Regions from separate parts of the Homo sapiens genome. Here all the other regions are linked to region 1. The links are chromatin contacts, found by Hi-C or POLR2A ChIA-PET in ENCODE. All regions are on one chromosome and are shown on one strand. The core of a region is the stretch at or near the end of the contact, and the rest is flanking DNA. Distances in the headings are between cores, read along the strand shown.

Evidence for each region. Hi-C counts contacts between places; a loop is a spot of excess contacts on that map. ChIA-PET counts read pairs that join two places held with the same protein, here RNA polymerase II (POLR2A). Pooled maps may share reads with other maps.
Region 2: a loop to region 1 is called in a map of CD8-positive, alpha-beta T cell, with 10 times the contacts of the local background. The contact joins the promoter of GRAMD2B here to the promoter of SLC12A2 in region 1. A Hi-C loop is called at or near these places in 3 of 168 maps with a recorded cell type or tissue (CD4-positive, alpha-beta T cell, CD8-positive, alpha-beta T cell and naive thymus-derived CD4-positive, alpha-beta T cell), 1 of 37 single-sample maps with no recorded cell type and 8 of 50 pooled maps. POLR2A ChIA-PET finds 5 or more read pairs at or near these places in 1 of 52 experiments (MCF 10A).
Region 3: a loop to region 1 is called in a map of CD8-positive, alpha-beta T cell, with 3 times the contacts of the local background. The contact joins the promoter of PHAX here to the promoter of SLC12A2 in region 1. A Hi-C loop is called at or near these places in 5 of 168 maps with a recorded cell type or tissue (CD4-positive, alpha-beta memory T cell, CD8-positive, alpha-beta T cell, OCI-LY7 and 1 more), 4 of 37 single-sample maps with no recorded cell type and 14 of 50 pooled maps. POLR2A ChIA-PET finds 5 or more read pairs at or near these places in 3 of 52 experiments (GM12878, T-cell and activated CD4-positive, alpha-beta T cell).
Region 4: a loop to region 1 is called in a map with no recorded cell type, with 10 times the contacts of the local background. The contact joins the enhancer-like site here to the promoter of SLC12A2 in region 1. A Hi-C loop is called at or near these places in 1 of 168 maps with a recorded cell type or tissue (B cell), 2 of 37 single-sample maps with no recorded cell type and 6 of 50 pooled maps.
Region 5: a pooled map shows a loop between it and region 1 (9-fold over the local background). The contact joins the promoter of C5orf63 here to the promoter of SLC12A2 in region 1. A Hi-C loop is called at or near these places in 1 of 37 single-sample maps with no recorded cell type and 8 of 50 pooled maps. POLR2A ChIA-PET finds 5 or more read pairs at or near these places in 2 of 52 experiments (CD4-positive, alpha-beta T cell and OCI-LY7).

The regions. Positions count from the first base shown.
Region 1 is chr5:128,082,204-128,085,124 of GRCh38, reverse strand. It overlaps SLC12A2 (solute carrier family 12 member 2), which reads right to left and starts at 1,359. Exons shown (of 27, transcript NM_001046.3): 1 at 415-1,359. The coding sequence starts at 1,170. SLC12A2-DT (SLC12A2 divergent transcript) reads left to right here and starts at 1,950. Exons shown (of 4, transcript NR_152813.1): 1 at 1,950-2,155. RefSeq lists an enhancer at 206-375 and a silencer at 866-1,695.
Region 2 is chr5:126,421,738-126,424,658 of GRCh38, reverse strand. It overlaps GRAMD2B (GRAM domain containing 2B), which reads right to left and starts at 1,250. Exons shown (of 14, transcript NM_023927.4): 1 at 970-1,250. The coding sequence starts at 1,052. RefSeq lists a silencer at 1,146-1,275.
Region 3 is chr5:126,599,405-126,602,325 of GRCh38, reverse strand. PHAX (phosphorylated adaptor for RNA export) reads right to left here and starts at 1,379. Exons shown (of 5, transcript NM_032177.4): 1 at 1,268-1,379. The coding sequence starts at 1,363. RefSeq lists enhancers at 1-599, 600-1,447, 1,448-2,297 and silencers at 962-1,211, 1,332-1,541.
Region 4 is chr5:126,971,041-126,973,961 of GRCh38, reverse strand. The region is part of intron 1 of MARCHF3 (membrane associated ring-CH-type finger 3); the gene reads left to right. Among named protein-coding and RNA genes, the nearest start is that of MARCHF3, 58 kb to the left of the region's middle. RefSeq lists enhancers at 1,339-1,388, 1,409-1,498. Within about 2 kb of position 1,506, at least 9 of the 41 ENCODE cell types and tissues checked have a DNase peak (open chromatin) inside an H3K27ac peak, as active enhancers do; they include B cell, where a contact is called at or near this core.
Region 5 is chr5:127,072,100-127,075,020 of GRCh38, reverse strand. It overlaps C5orf63 (chromosome 5 open reading frame 63), which reads left to right and starts at 1,519. Exons shown (of 5, transcript NM_001164478.2): 1 at 1,519-1,570. RefSeq lists a silencer at 1,443-1,662.

The DNA of each region.
Region 1 (2,921 bases), core at 110-2,609:
CACAACACAATCTTTCAAAACGACACAGATGGTAGGTGCTCTCCAACCTCTCTCGAGAGATCCTCACTGCACATTCTCCTCTAAAGGGCCCACAAACACTACTGTCATTCAGAGGGATGGTGACTGTTGAGCGTGGGTGGGAAAGAAAGTGCACACGAGATACCTAACTGGATGGGGAAGGTTGTTAGAGGCAGCCCTCCGGTATCACGTAACTAGCCAAACCCGCTACAAACTTTTGAGAGATTAAGTTAACATTCCTCGGCAATTCCACCCTTGACAGCTGAATCCAGAGATGCCAGCAAGTCGTGCACGTCTACTACTCCCGCCACCTCAACTCGGGAAGAGTCTGCAGCCACATCCCGCGGTCGGCATGCACCAGGGGCTGGGGAAGAAGGGAGGGCTGGGCGAGCTCACCTTTTCCAGCTCGTCGTGGAGCTCCGCCAGGCTAGGCCGGAGCAGCTTCTCGCCCAGCTGCGCGGCTGTGTGCCGGTAGTGATCGATCCTGGGCACAGCGTCCATGGTGTTGTGGCCGAAGGTGCGCAGGTAGTAGGTGTTGGTGTGGGTATCATAATAGTAGTGCTGGTGGTGCCCACTGCCGCCGCCGCCGCCGGAGTGCAGGCTGCTGCCCTCGCTCAGCACCGTGTCCCCGCCGTTCTGGAAGCTCACGTTGGGCCCGTCGACTCCGACCCCGGCAGCATCTGACAGGCTGTCTTCAGCCGACGAGGAGGCAGCTGGGTCCACGAAGTTCACGCGGAAGCGGCCCTTGGCTTCCTCGCTGCCTTTAGCCGGCTCGCTCTCGCCGCTGGCTTCCCCGTCCGCGGGGGTCTGCTTGGCCCCCGCCCCAGCACCAGCCGCCGCCGCTGCCGCCGCCGCCGCCGCCGCCGCAGCAGCGGCCCGCCCGGCGTTCTCGGAAACCAGGTCCACCTGGAAACGGCTCTGGCTCGGGGTGGGCCCCAAGGGTCTGCCCAGCCCGTCCCCGGCCGCCGCGGGGCCCTCATCGCGGACCCCGCCGCCGTCCCGGCTCGCGGGCGCAGCATCCTCCGGCACCGAGGGCACAGCCGTGCCGGGCAGTTCCACCCTGGCTGCGGCCAGCGCAGCGGCTGACGGCGTCTCCCCGACCCCGGCCAGTCCCGGGGCGCCGGAGGAGGGCGCCGTGGGCCGCGGCTCCATAGCTGCCCGACCCCCGGCGGAACTGCAGAGCCCGGCGGACGTCTCCGGCAGCACGCCCTCCACACCCCTGGCCGGCGGTGGCCACAGCCGCAAGACCAGGTGAGAGAGTCTTTCTCCCCGCCGCCTGCGGGCCGCCGCTAGCCTGGACGGCCACAGAGGCCACCGGCAGCCGAGCGAGCGCGCGAGTGTGGCGGGCGCGGGGCGGGCCCCGCTGTTTAAAGCCTCGGCGGGGCTGCGGCGGCGGCGGCTCCGGCAGCAGCACGCGGGAGGCGGGGCCGGAGGCTCCTCCGCCCCTCAGCCCGCCCACCCGCGGTCCCGCAGCGGCGCGCGGCTGACGCTCCCTCAGCGATCCGGCCCTCCGCGGCTCCTGCGCGACCCCACGCAAAAGCGCCCCGTGCGAAGAGCGCGGCCAGCCAGTCCGCAAAGGGCCTCGGGCAGTGCGGGCAGCACGAACGGCGCGATCGGGGAGCAGGCGCGGCTACGCTCCGCCTCAGTGATGTCGCCGGGAGGATCTCCGCGCGGCTACCTCCTCTTCCGCCGCCTTCCTCCCACGCCTTCACCTCCCTCCCCCGCCGCGCTCTGCGGCGAAAAGGAGCGGGCTCCCAGGCCACCTCCCCTCTCTCCACCCAGGGGCCGCGCGTCAGTGGACCTGCAGCCCAGGCAACGGGGCTGCGGACGGCGCGCGTGCCCTGCCTCGCCTCACGCCGGTAGCTGATGCTCCCGCGGCAGCTGCCACCCCAGCGCCCCAGCCACGGCTTCAGAGGCTCTCGCACGCTGGCTTTTTTTTTTTCCCCCCGCTTTGGTGAACTCGCAGTACTTGGGCTGAGCCCGAAATCTCGCGAGATGCTGCAGGCGTCAGTGCGGCTTCCCACTAGGCGCGTGGTACCCGAGGCCGGGCCGGAGCCGCAGGCCAGCCGCGATTCCTTCGGGCGATGCTGGGGGCTTTCCGGTCGGGGCCGCAGCCGCTTCCGGAGCCGCGGGCGAGGTGCGTTCCCCAGCCTGGTTTGCTCTGGGCTCTGACCCGCCGCCGCGAATCTCCGCTCGTAACTCCGGGCCTGAACCTGGAGGAGGGAGGATTTCCTCTGTGCAGCTTTCGAGCGGTAGACTCACCCTGCCAGGCAGACCTAGATTGGCATAACCAGAGATCAGTTCCAGTTGTGATGCAGTGGGTGTCTACACACTTCTGATGACACCTTTATTTTAAAAGCTGATGTTCCAAGGTGAGAAGGGAGCTTCTTTGAGACGTCATGTTGTTTCAAGACGAGTTTTAATTTAAGGCATTTCCAAAAGTGATATGCAGCTCATCTCTCAGAATACAATGCCGGCAATAACTACCCGTGGAGTCCTTACCAGGAGGTTTCTGCGTGATTTGGGTTGTGCAGAATTCCTCTGCTTATATAGAAACAGAAAGGTACTCCTCTGCAGGTCTAGTTTCTCTTCGGTAAAATGTAAGGGAATATAACTGTGTTCCCACTTTCTTAGCAGCAGAAATTTTTAAACCTATAGATTATGCCCAAAGTCCTAAGTAAAATCAATGAATGGCGTCCTCCAATTACTTGGTTTTTATTTATGTACTTTTTTTTTTTTTTTTTGAGACGGAGTCTCGCTCTGTCGCCCAAGCTGTAGTGCAGGGGTGCGATCTTGGCTCACTGCAAACTCCGCCTCCTGGGTTCACGCCATTCTCCTCCTGCCTCAGCCTCCTGAGTAGTTGGGACTACAGGCGCCCGCCATCACGCCCTGCTAATTTTTTG
Region 2 (2,921 bases), core at 1-2,500, 1.7 Mb after region 1:
GGAGCAAGTCATTCTAATCCTCTTAGAAGAAATGTCCATGGGGACACCCAGACTTCAACAAGACTTTGAGCCTAGTGATAATTAATGTAAGTTATGAAGTTCAAAACAGAAGTTAGACCGGGTTTCTAAGCACAAAAATTTGGCAACTTAAAATGATTTCAAAGTGGAATTATCACATCAGTATAACCTTATGATAATACATATCCCTCCTTCCTAAATTACTCATATCCTGATACCAGAACAAGAGTTTTAGAGCTCAGAAGGGTTAGTGTCTAAAATCATAGACTGAATTAGAAGTGACTTCAGTAGGCTTAGAAAATACCACTTTGTAGGAAAAAAACAACCTCTCCTCCCAAACCAATTTTACCAAAGACTGCAAAATAGATAAATATTTTAAAAGTAGAGAAGACTCAATTATAGGCTAAACTCTTTATCATACCTTGTCTGTGTGTTTAATGTGGCAATGGTCACCAAAGTCCCTTGAAGTACAGTAATATTCATTTGTGCCTCCCCCATCCCCACTCTGCTCTTGAAGTTCCAGAAGGGCAGATCCAAAATAACATTTATCCTTGTATTGCCCATCGTTATTGAACAAGTAGATACTCAATTATTTGCTGAACTAAAATGAATTTGTGAAAATGGTCATTCTAAACGAAGGGCTGTGTTGGGACTTTGAGCTTCAATGTGGTTAGGCTTATTTTCTACAAAATTATTTTCCCAACATCCAGTGAGTTTTGAATTAAGAGAATTTGTTTAAATCCTACAGTAGACTTTTCAATCAATCTAAACCATCTCCTTAACTGAATATCTAGACAGAGAGAGAGAGTGAGAGACAGAGAGAGCGCGCCACAAGATTGTCCATATAGGAGCTCCAGAAATCCGCATCCACCCAAAATGCGTCCCGGGGCAGAGAAGTTTAGGCTGCGCTCCTCCCACCTCCTTGGATGGGTCCCAGCTGAGAATACTCACTGGGCTGAGCCAAGTTTGCTCTCCCTCTTCCCGAGCACTTTCGCAGGCTTTGTGTCTTCCACATCTTGCTGTAGTTCAGTCATCGGGGCCGTGTCTGGAGGGCACCTTCAGACTTCCGCGCGCCTGGCTCTGCCCCGGCTCGTCCCGGCTTCTAGGTCCGGGTGCGCAGGCCAAGCAAGCGGCGCCGTGCCCTCCCCTGCACCCTCCGCCCAGCGCATCCAGGCCGGGCCGCGCCAAGCTCCCGGGGCCGCGGACCTGGACACGTCGGAGCGGGCGCGATTGGTCCGACCCACTGTGGAAAAGCCGAGAGGGAGGGAAGGGGAGGGTCGAAGCGAAGTGACAGCCTCTTTCCCCAACCCAGGAGGCAGAGAAGAGAAAAAGGAAACCTGTTGAACGAGTCTTTCGGGAGAGGAAGCTAATTGGCCAAGCAGGTGGAACATTTGCCTAAGAAGGCACAATCTGTTTAGCCTCCTGGTAAATTAAGCTTTTTGTTTTCTATCCCGACTGTAACAGGGGGATTTTTAGAGGGCAGCCGGCTCTAGATACCGGAAATGGAGACGTCTGAGTGGGACGCCCTGTCACACAAATGCGCTGTGTGGGCTGGCCTATGCCCCATCCTAAATTATTCAAACAGGATATTGCTTCATTGAGGGACTGCCTCTTCTGCTTAAACAATAGGTCTGCTCAATTTTTTATGTGGGAATAACAAAGGTAATAAGTAGTTGCCTTTGGTGGTGTTTTGGTTAACCCTTCATCGTTCTGGGGTGGGGGGGGTGGTTAGAGGGGCAAAGAAGAAGCAACCATCAAAATCTTCAAATATTGGGTTATGACTGTTCTCATCAAAATCAAAATTGGTGTTTGATAATTCCCAAGCCGTCTCTTTGTTGCCCATAGTTGTGCAAGTACCTTATTTACTATGCACTCAACCAGTACCGTGAATGCCTCTTCTTCCCACCTTTTGGTGACATTTTGACTTGCCTGTTCTAAGGTTTTGTATTGGAAGCATTCACTCATTCATTCATTGAACAAACTTTTGAGAGCTACAAAGTTCCAGGCATTGTTCTCAATCAGGGGTGTCCAATCTTTTGGCTTCCCTGGGTCACATTGGAAGAAGACGAACTGTCTTGGGCCACACATAAAATATACTAACACTAAGGATAGATGATGAGCTTTAAAAAAGGTCTGTGCAGGGGCCAGGCACGGTGGCTTACGCCTGTAATCCCAGCAGTTTGGGAGGCCGAGGCGGGTGGATCATTTGAGGTCAGGAGTTCGAGACTAGCATGGCCAACCTAGTGAAACCCCATCTCTACTAAAAATACAAAAATTAGCTGGGTGAGGTGGCGCAGGCGCTTGTAATCCCAGCTATTTGGGAGGCTGAGGCAGGAGAATCACTTGAGCCTGGGAGATGGAGGTTGTGGTGGGCCAAGATGCACCACTGCACTCCAGTCTGGGCAACAGAGTGAGACCCTGTCTCAAAAAAAAAAAAAAAATCCGTGCATAAATGTCACCATGTTATAAGACAGTTTATGAATTTGTATTGGGCTATATTCACAGCTGTTCTGGGCTGCAGGTTGGGCAAGCTTGTATAAACATTGACTTGTTATAGCAAATGACATTTGTATTGGTGGTTTTCTAATTTGCAATGGAGTAGTTGACAATTAGAATAATTAATATAAACGTTATTATTGGAAGCCTGACTTGACTTCAAAACAATTACAAGTGGCAACAGTAGAGCATGACATGCCTGGGAAAAAACGACTAACTATGTTCTGGGGCTGCAAGTCCTTCATTTTTCTCTTAAAATAAAGTTTAGATTTAAGAGTATTACAAAGACTATACAACCATAGTATGTACATGTATGTATGTAGTTTGTAGGGTGTATGTGTGTGTAAAACACCTAACCTTCTAAATAACTTCAAACATTTTGGAGGTGCAAGTTCTTTCCAAAGTTT
Region 3 (2,921 bases), core at 130-2,629, 1.5 Mb after region 1:
GGCACCAACGCCCTCTCAAAGAGGTTGCTACCTACCAAGGCAGTCAAGACAAATTCCCGTTTAGAAAGCAGGGAAGCTGGGCCGGGCGCGGTGGCTCGCGCCTGTAGTCCCAGCACTTTGGGAGGCCGAGGCGGGTGGATCACTTGAGGTCGGAAGTTCAAGACCAGCCTGGCCAACATGGAGAACCCCCGTCTCTACTAAAAATACAAAAATTAGGCCGGGCGAGGTGGCTCACGCCTGTAATCCCAACACTTTGGGAGGCCGAGGCGGGCGGATCACCTGAGGTTGGGAGTTCGAGACCAGCCTGACCAACATGGAGAAATCTCGTCTCAACTAAAAATACAAAATTAGCTGGATGTGGCCGGGCGCCGTGGTTCACACCTGTAATCTCAGCACTTTTGGAGGCCGAGGCAGGCCGATCACTTGAGGTCAGGAGTTCGAGACCAGCCTGGGCAACATGGTGAAACCCCGCGTCTACCAAAAATACAAAAATTAACCGGGCGTGGCAGCGGGCGCATGTAATCCCAGCTACTCGGGAGGCTGAGGCAGGAGAATCGCTTGAACCCGGGAGGCGGAGGTTGCAGTGAGCCGAGATCGCGCCACTGCACTCCAGCCTGGGCAACAGCGTGAGACCACCTCAAAACAACAAACAAAATCAGAGAGGCTAATGCAAAAGCCTAGTGCCATGGTACCGCATGACAAAGCTAGGTTCGGTGGAAACATGGAAAACCAGATCTTTGAGTGAGCGATAAACTTCATTCCTGGGCCTCAGTCTCCCTTCGGCTCAGGGAGAAAATGAGCATCACAGGCTGTTTCAGGCTGATGTCCCTAGATGCTACATATTTGGCAAAATCTGCCCCTTTATGGTTACCTAGCGGCGATGGAGTGGGGAAGCCCCAAGTTTAGAAAAGAAAGAGCGGTAGGCGGAGGTGAGACGTCTAAGAGGCCGCCGCAAGCCGGCCTCCAGGAGGCGCCAGGGCTCGCGCGCCCCGCCTCGCAGGGAGCAGCCAGTTCGGGGTTCGCACGGCCAGCCGCTGCCGCTGCCGCCGTCGCCCCTCGCCCCTCGGCCCCCGCAGCCCGGGCTCCGTGAGCCCGCCTGGGGGACGTCTGCTCGCCCCTTCTGCGGCCACTGACCCGACAGCCTGGGCTCCTCGCTCTGGCCCGGGCTCCTAGCTCCCACCCCTCACCCTCACCGCTGCCTGCGCGCTCCCCGGGGCCCAGGCTCCGCGCGCCCAGCCACGATCACCCACCCTCCTTTCACACTCACTGGCAATTGCAGCGGCCTGTCGCTGGGTGCGACCGTCATGTCGGAATCCGAGTCGGAAAGCTGCCCATCTTCCATATCGCCGACCTCCAACGCCATCTTCCCGCGGTGCGCTGCGCTGCACAGCGGCGGGTCAGGAGAGCACTTCCGGCGGGGCAGCCGGAAGGCCCGGCGGCTCGGCTGCTCGGGCGCCCCCGCGCGGAGGCCAGCCTGTCCCAGCGGCCTGAGGCGTCCCATTGCATTCCAACTACCCCGGGAAAATGAATCCCTTGTTCCCCCAACACTTTTCTTCCAAACTTTATTTTCGTGCAAACATAAATATGTCACGTATCGCGGTCGTCTGGGATTCCTCCCTTGGCCGTACATCCTTCCCCTGTATGCTCTGGACAAGCCTCCCCGCTTCTGTTCTTGCTCCTCCACAATCCACTCTACATATTGCTTCCAGGGAAGCCTTTCAAGCTGTATAGTCCGCCCTCTGTATCCACTCCCCATCCACGGATGCCGAACCTGCGGATGGGAAGGACCCACCGTGCACCCCCACATAATGTAAGGGGCTTGAGCATGGCGGATGTTGGTATCTGTGGGGGTCCTGAAAACAATGACCCGCGGATACCTAGGGAGGATTGTACCTTAGCTCGAATCTTCCAAGTGCATCCCTCCCCAAAACAAGGACTGAGTTCTCAGCATGGTGTTTGAAATGTTTGTTTTCCGGTGTCGTAAAGAAATAGCAACATAAATTTAACTTACTGAATAAGGCCATTTTTACTTTCTGCAGAAAGGGTACACTCGCCAGCAGTTTTGCCAGGAGAGTACACTGAACAAAAGGAGACAGGGTCATTTATAACCTGACGTGTTTACCTTACTGCTGTGGCTGGTTTTTATTGGCTGGACCGGACCTCACATTTTGTATTTGTCCCGATTGGCTAGCAACTTAGAACTTTTTAAAAGAGGCAAAGGTAGAGGAGAACAAAGGAAGGAGGAAGTAACTTGTGGAATGCTGAGAAAGATGAAAACACTTTTAAATAAGGAAGAGGAACAGGCTATGACCTAATGCTTGCTTGGACTAGTAAAAGCATGCCAGGGCAAATATTTAGGCTAAATTGTGGGAGCTAAGAACATAAAGTACATTTTTTTTTATTATGGCTAGCAGATATTTAAGAATGTTAGCACAGATCTTTGAATAAATTTTGCTTTTAAGAGAAGTTACTATTTATTCCTAATTAGACGGGGAGGAAAGTTTTTGAAGAGGAACCTCTGTTTTACTTTGCCACATGGCAAACAAGGTCATGTGGACTGGGCATCTGGTCACTGGTCCTAGTGTGTCCCCCTGCCTAACCGCTGGCGCGCTGAACCTGTTGTTCCTCAGGCCAGGCCTCTGCATTTGCTGTTCACTCGGCCTGAGAGGCCCTTCCCTCAACCCACCCCATTCTTTAAGGGTTATCTTGGAACCCGCCTTTGCGAAAATTATAACAGTGAGAAAATTATGGCAGTGGGAGAGATCTGATCTAGCCAACCCCTATCTTGCTTTTAGCCTTCAAGCTGCCCTTAATTATTCCTGTGCTTGGGCCTGTCAATGTAACTTTGGGAGACATTTAGTTTATAGTTTAAATGATAATAACCCTTCCCCAAAAGCCAACCGCCTTTGTAAAGCTAGTAA
Region 4 (2,921 bases), core at 257-2,756, 1.1 Mb after region 1:
TGTGCCACTGCAGTCCGCAGTCCGGCCTGGGCGACAGAGCGAGACTCCGTCTCAAAAAAAAAAAAAAAAAAAAAAAAAAAAATAGATTTTGCTTAATATTCTGGATAGAAAGTATTCCTCTTACAGATCCTTCAGTCTCCAACTTATATTTATGCCTGAAAATAATGTTCTTTATGGCCATCACCTTAGGCAATTTGGATGGTGATGAACTACAAAAACGTATATATGTTCTTACTAATACGGATAACTTACTGCTTTATCATTGCACAGAGGCAGTAATCCACATCTCTTTCCTAGCACTACTGAAGTAGGTAGAGTCATTACAATGCATTTTAGTCAAAAGGAATGTGAGAGTTGAGGATCATTGCCCCCAAATTCTCTCTGCCACCCTCTGCACTTCTGCAATTGTCTGCTTTAGCATCTAGCTAGGTGAGCTCAGATGTGGTCTGAATTAAGAGCAGTGTGACCTCAGAGCTGCCAGGTTTGCAGGCGCCTCCCCTACAGGTGGAAGCTATACTTCTGGATTGCTCCACCTGGCAGGAACCCCAGAGAGGTGGAATTCCATGCGTTGTGCTCGGACCTCCACAAACTGCAGGCTGATACAGAATGTGTTTACTGGGTTAGTGCAACCTAGCATGCAAACGTGGACACAGGATAGTCACAACTCCCACAGCAGCCTAAAGGAACTATGCAGGTCAGGTTGTGAAATGGCACCCAGAGTTATTTAGAAGGGCGTTTGGAATTCATAACGAGGTTGGTTTTGTTTTAAACCCTACTGTTGTCCTGGTAGGAAACAATGAGTGTTGATTACATTTTATTCTACTTAACATCAGTGCTTCTCAAGGGAGATATTGGTGACATGGAATTAGGTCTTATATTCAGGCATATAGCAAAAATAAATAAAGAACCTGGGGAGAAGATATTAAAATTTTAAGTAAAAGTGGAAATGAGACTACGAACAAAGGCAAAGAGAAAGAATATTTTAAACTGATATATCATGTGATATAGAGACATTAGCATACACTTTTGTTGGGTACGGGGAGAAATGTGGTATATAAATTATGCCAAAATCAAATTTTTCTCCATTGCTGGAGTGTATTTGGGATGGGTTTCAAAACTCTCTCAAATATACAGGGTTTTTTTGGTGTTTTTTTTACATCCTGTTTCAACATCCAGGGTCTAGACATTGGACTTCCTTCAAACAAGAGGCCAGTGAGAATAAATTTGAGCATGCAGTTGTTAAAACCACTCTCTTCCTCCACGTAGCTCTTGACAGCAGCTGCAGAAAATGAAACCTGTTGGGGGTGGAAGTGGATGGAGGTAAGGCAGTCTCAGATGGGAGGAATATGCTGATAGAGGAATCTGACCCTCAATTAATGAATGGCATCAACACCTTTCATGTTGAATGGCACACCCGAGGCCTGGGTGAGACAAGCAGGGAGAGAAGAGAAAGATCATATCTTGTTAATTGACCTCATCTCACCTCCTCCCCCATAAAAGCACATGACTTGTAACACAGAACTTCCTTTAATTTCATCAGACTACCTTGCCCAGAAACGAAGCACAGTAGTGATTATGAATGAACAGATACTTTGCCCCTACCTCTTGCCATTATCTCTTCCATAAACTTACTTAGGGAAAGCTAACATGAATCTCACTTCCTGGTTTTTAGGGGGTGATTTGAGGTTCTGGGAATTTTTTTTTTTTTTTTTTTTTAGTTCTTTAATTTTAAGCAGTCAAACACTCTGTTCCAAACAGAATGCAAATCCCACTCGTTGTACTCCTAACTTTGTATTATAAATGTTGGACTCTGTGAAAGCAGCAAGAGTAATGGTATAACTGGTGTGGATAATGACAGCTTTTGGTCTTGGAAAAGAAAAAAATGAAAAGACTTGTTCAGAATTGCAGAGCCAGGGAGTCTGGCAGTTTTTTCTCATATTTCTAGGTGATAGACAAATTGTTAGTTACCACATGTATAATTTATTAGTAATTGCTCTAATTTGCCTCCTAAGTTTCTAAGTTGCCGGTTCACTGAGATCAACTGTTTTGTACCCATAAAATAAGAATCATATGGTAATTTAATGAAGTAGCTAGCCAGTTAGCATGGTTTCTGTGCAAATGCAGTATTACCCTTGCAATTTAGAAAAGGGGGAGAGGAATAACAGTGTCAAACTTCTTAGAAGCCTAGTGACTAATTGTCACTTACTGGGATTAAAATGCTACACCCACATTTTCCTCTTGTGGACATATGGACACTAAGATAACTGTCTTTCCTTTGGGTTGTGTTGCAGTCTCTTTAAAACAAAATGCTTCCTTCCTCCTGGGAGCAGTGTAAGAGCTGCTGAGTGAAGGAAGCTGGATCCCTCCCATGGGTGATCTCTGGGAGAGAGGCCTAGAGCCTGCTAATGAAGTTAGAGCACAGCTTAAGGTACAATAGACCTGCTGCAAGGATGTTGGGGATAGGGTCAACATAGAACATTTGTTTTTTCTTTTCTTTTTTTTTTTTTTTTTTTGAGACAGAGTCTCGCTCTGTCACCCAGGCTGGAGTGCAGTGGCGCGACCTCGGCTCACTGCAACCTCTGCCTCCCGGGTTCATGCCATTTTCCTGCCTCAGCCACCCGAGCAGCTGGGACCACAGGTGCCCACCACCACGCCCGGCTAATTTTTTGTATTTTTAGTAGAGACAGGGTTTCACCATGCTAGCCAGGATGGTCTTGATCTCCTGACCTCATGATCTGCCCGCCTCGGCCTCCCAAAGTGCTGGGATTACAGGTGTGTGCCACCGCGCCCTAGCCTGTTTTTTCTTCTTAAAGCAAGCATTCTACTTCTCTCCAAACGTAATTAGTTGACTTCAGGTATGGCTATAAGAACATAAATGCAAAAATTTCTTCTTATGGCCAGACTGTCAGATTTCTCTCTGT
Region 5 (2,921 bases), core at 270-2,769, 1.0 Mb after region 1:
CACCAAGGTGTTTATAACTAGATCCCAGATTCCTTCTTTAAAGGTATCCTATCAGCAACTGTTAGGTGGACTGTGCTTTATCAATTGACTTTTTTTTTTCCAGAAAAACTAAGTCTTATCAGAGTGCATCAACTCAAAAATAACTATAGGTAGTCTGTTGACAGTCACAAAATTCCCTCTTTAGCCTATCAGAAAATGCTGAAGTGACAAAGAACTTGTAAATTCTACTATCTTAATGTGGCCTCTAGCGACATCACATAATCAGTGTGGTTTGTTTAAAGAATTCATTCCTGACCTTGGTTTGCTTTGTATCTTTTTTAAAACCACTGAGTACACATTGAATTTATAGTGGTAAGCTTAAGGCGTCAGACAGCATGAGATGGAATTCCAAATCTACCGTTTTGTAACTGTGAGAACTTGAGCAAGTTATTAAACCTCCATTACTTCATCTGTAAAATGGTACTAGTAATACTTAATTGCATTGTTCTCAGGATTAAACAGACTAATGAGTATAAAGCTTTTGGTGAGCAATCAATAAATGTTAGCTTTGAGTATTACTATAATTATTATCCATCATTTTCTCATTATTTACTGTACCACCATTCAAGCCACCACACCTAGAACCTGGAATGCTCAGTAGCTTCCTCACCTCCCTGCTTGTTCTACTCTTGCCTATCCTAAACCCTTCCCATCTACTTCCCAAAGCTAAGGGGTCCTTTCAGAAGGGAAAAGCAATCAGTTCAATCCCCTTCCCACATAAAACAGAAATGCCCCCCGGCTACCCTTAGCACAAACCTGAAAGGCCCTGCATGGCCAGACTCTCGCTTACCCTCTCTAGCCTGTTTCCACCTCTCTTCCCCATTCCCTCTAAGTCTCAGCCATACTCGTCAGTCTTCCGCATACAACCCATACTGCACATCCTCCACCAGACCCTTCCCCCAGCCTGCAGAGCTCTGTCCCCAACCCACGCCCTTCAGATCCCAGCCCCAAAGCTACCTCTTCAACGAGATCCCACTCAGGTCTTTTCTCATATTCCTTCCCTGCAAAGCACTTAGCTGAATAAACCCATGGCCTATTTAATAAGGGATAATTTCCTAATATCTGCTTTCTCACACGATTTTCAGTTTGCGGGAGGGTACGGCTGCCAGTTTTGCTCATCGCATTCCCCATAACCTAGTTCAGCCAAGACCTAGTGGAGGAGGCAGTAAATATTAAATTAACGAAAGAATGGATGCATGCAGAGCGGTTAAAATGGCTCGGACTCCGCAGCCTCAAAAAGTTGGCTCCCGCACCTGAGGCCTCTTATTAAATGGTTCCCAAACATGCGGGGTCACTTTTCCGTATTTTGTTTTTTAGTTTGGCCTTGGTTTGTGTGTCACTCTTCACGAGTAAAGGTTCAGGCGCGGCCACCCTTGAGAGCGTAGACGGGACACCACCTGAGATAGAACGCCCAGCGGCAGTGCTGCCGGCGTGGGGCGGAAGTGCGGGGCCTGGGGCCGGCGCCTGGTGGGTGCGGGCGGAAGTGCCCGGCGCAGGGCGGAAGCAGAGGCGTTGGCGGCGTGAGGCTCAGGTGGGTTCCCTTAGTCCCGCGCCGAGGGTGAGCGCTCGCGGGTCTCCGCCTCTGAGCTGACGCGCAGGCTGGCGGGGGTTCGCTGTGCCGCGTGCTGCCCATTTGGATAGTCGTTATACGGAATTTAATTAAACCGGGAGCCATAAATCCATGAACTACTTGGGGGAGATTATAAACGCGTGTGTGTGTGTCTGTGATAGCGCTCTGGGAAGTAAATAAATGACGGGCGGGAAAAGGAAGCTTTTTTTTTTTTTAAGAGAAAGCAGAAAACATCTCGAGAAAGCAGAAAACATCTCAACTTCATACTCCTCCAGTGATTCGCCGATGCCCCGTCCCGGGTTTAATTGAATTCTATGAAGTGGTAGTGTAATCACACTTGGGAGCCCGCTGAGCTGACTGCCTTTTTAAATAAATATTTTTGAGCAGCCATGTTGACCTTTAATTGGGGTGAAAAGGTTGAAAGGTGCAGCAGGGAACATTGTGAGTGCCGGGGCTCTCTGGATGAGCTGTCTGGATCTCCTCTCAGCCTTATTGGGCAAAAGCAGCCCTCTGGGTACTGAACAATGAGAGAATAAATCAGAAACTGTACATTCTCAACAGATATTCACTTCTGACAAATAGCAGCTCATACAGTTTTTTAATAAGTCCAAGGGTAGAAAAGTCCCCACTAAAATGTCATTGTGAGTTAGGCTTGTGACTGTTTCTAAGGCTGTCTTTCACAGGGAATGTTTTGCTTGGGTGATCTTTATTCTTGTTTATTAATAAATAGTGTATATGTGGTACTTTATATTTTAGTGCCCTTAAAAAAAAAATCCATAGTATGGCCTTAGCTTGACCCCAAGATTCTCAATTCCTCAAGGACAGAGATGGTGTCTAAGATCTGTTATATCCCAATACTTTCTAGCGCATTTCCCAGAATTAGTATACATTGTCTTGTTTAAGCAGCCACTAGAGCTATGCCTTGGTGCACAATGCTGAACAAGTTGAGGTGTCTATTAGAGGTCGCAGTCTTCTCATTTGGTCATATTCTGAGGACTAGCTTATAAAAATGCATGTGAAGCTCTCTACCAATATTTGGAGCTGTATACATTGGGGTGCATTATAGGTAATTAGAAAGATTTAAAACACGGGGAAAAAAGATACACCCTGGAAATATTGGATAATTATGATAATACTGGGGCAAAGCAGAACTAATCATGGTTCTGTGTGAAATATCGTAGCCCAATAACCTGCGTCCTGCTCTGCTGAGGAATTGCCTGGAACCAGAAAGACCCTGTTGTGAAAATTAAGATTGGTGGGGCTGGTGCTTTAAACAGGCAGGATCCTCAGATTGTCTTTCTTCCCTCCTGCT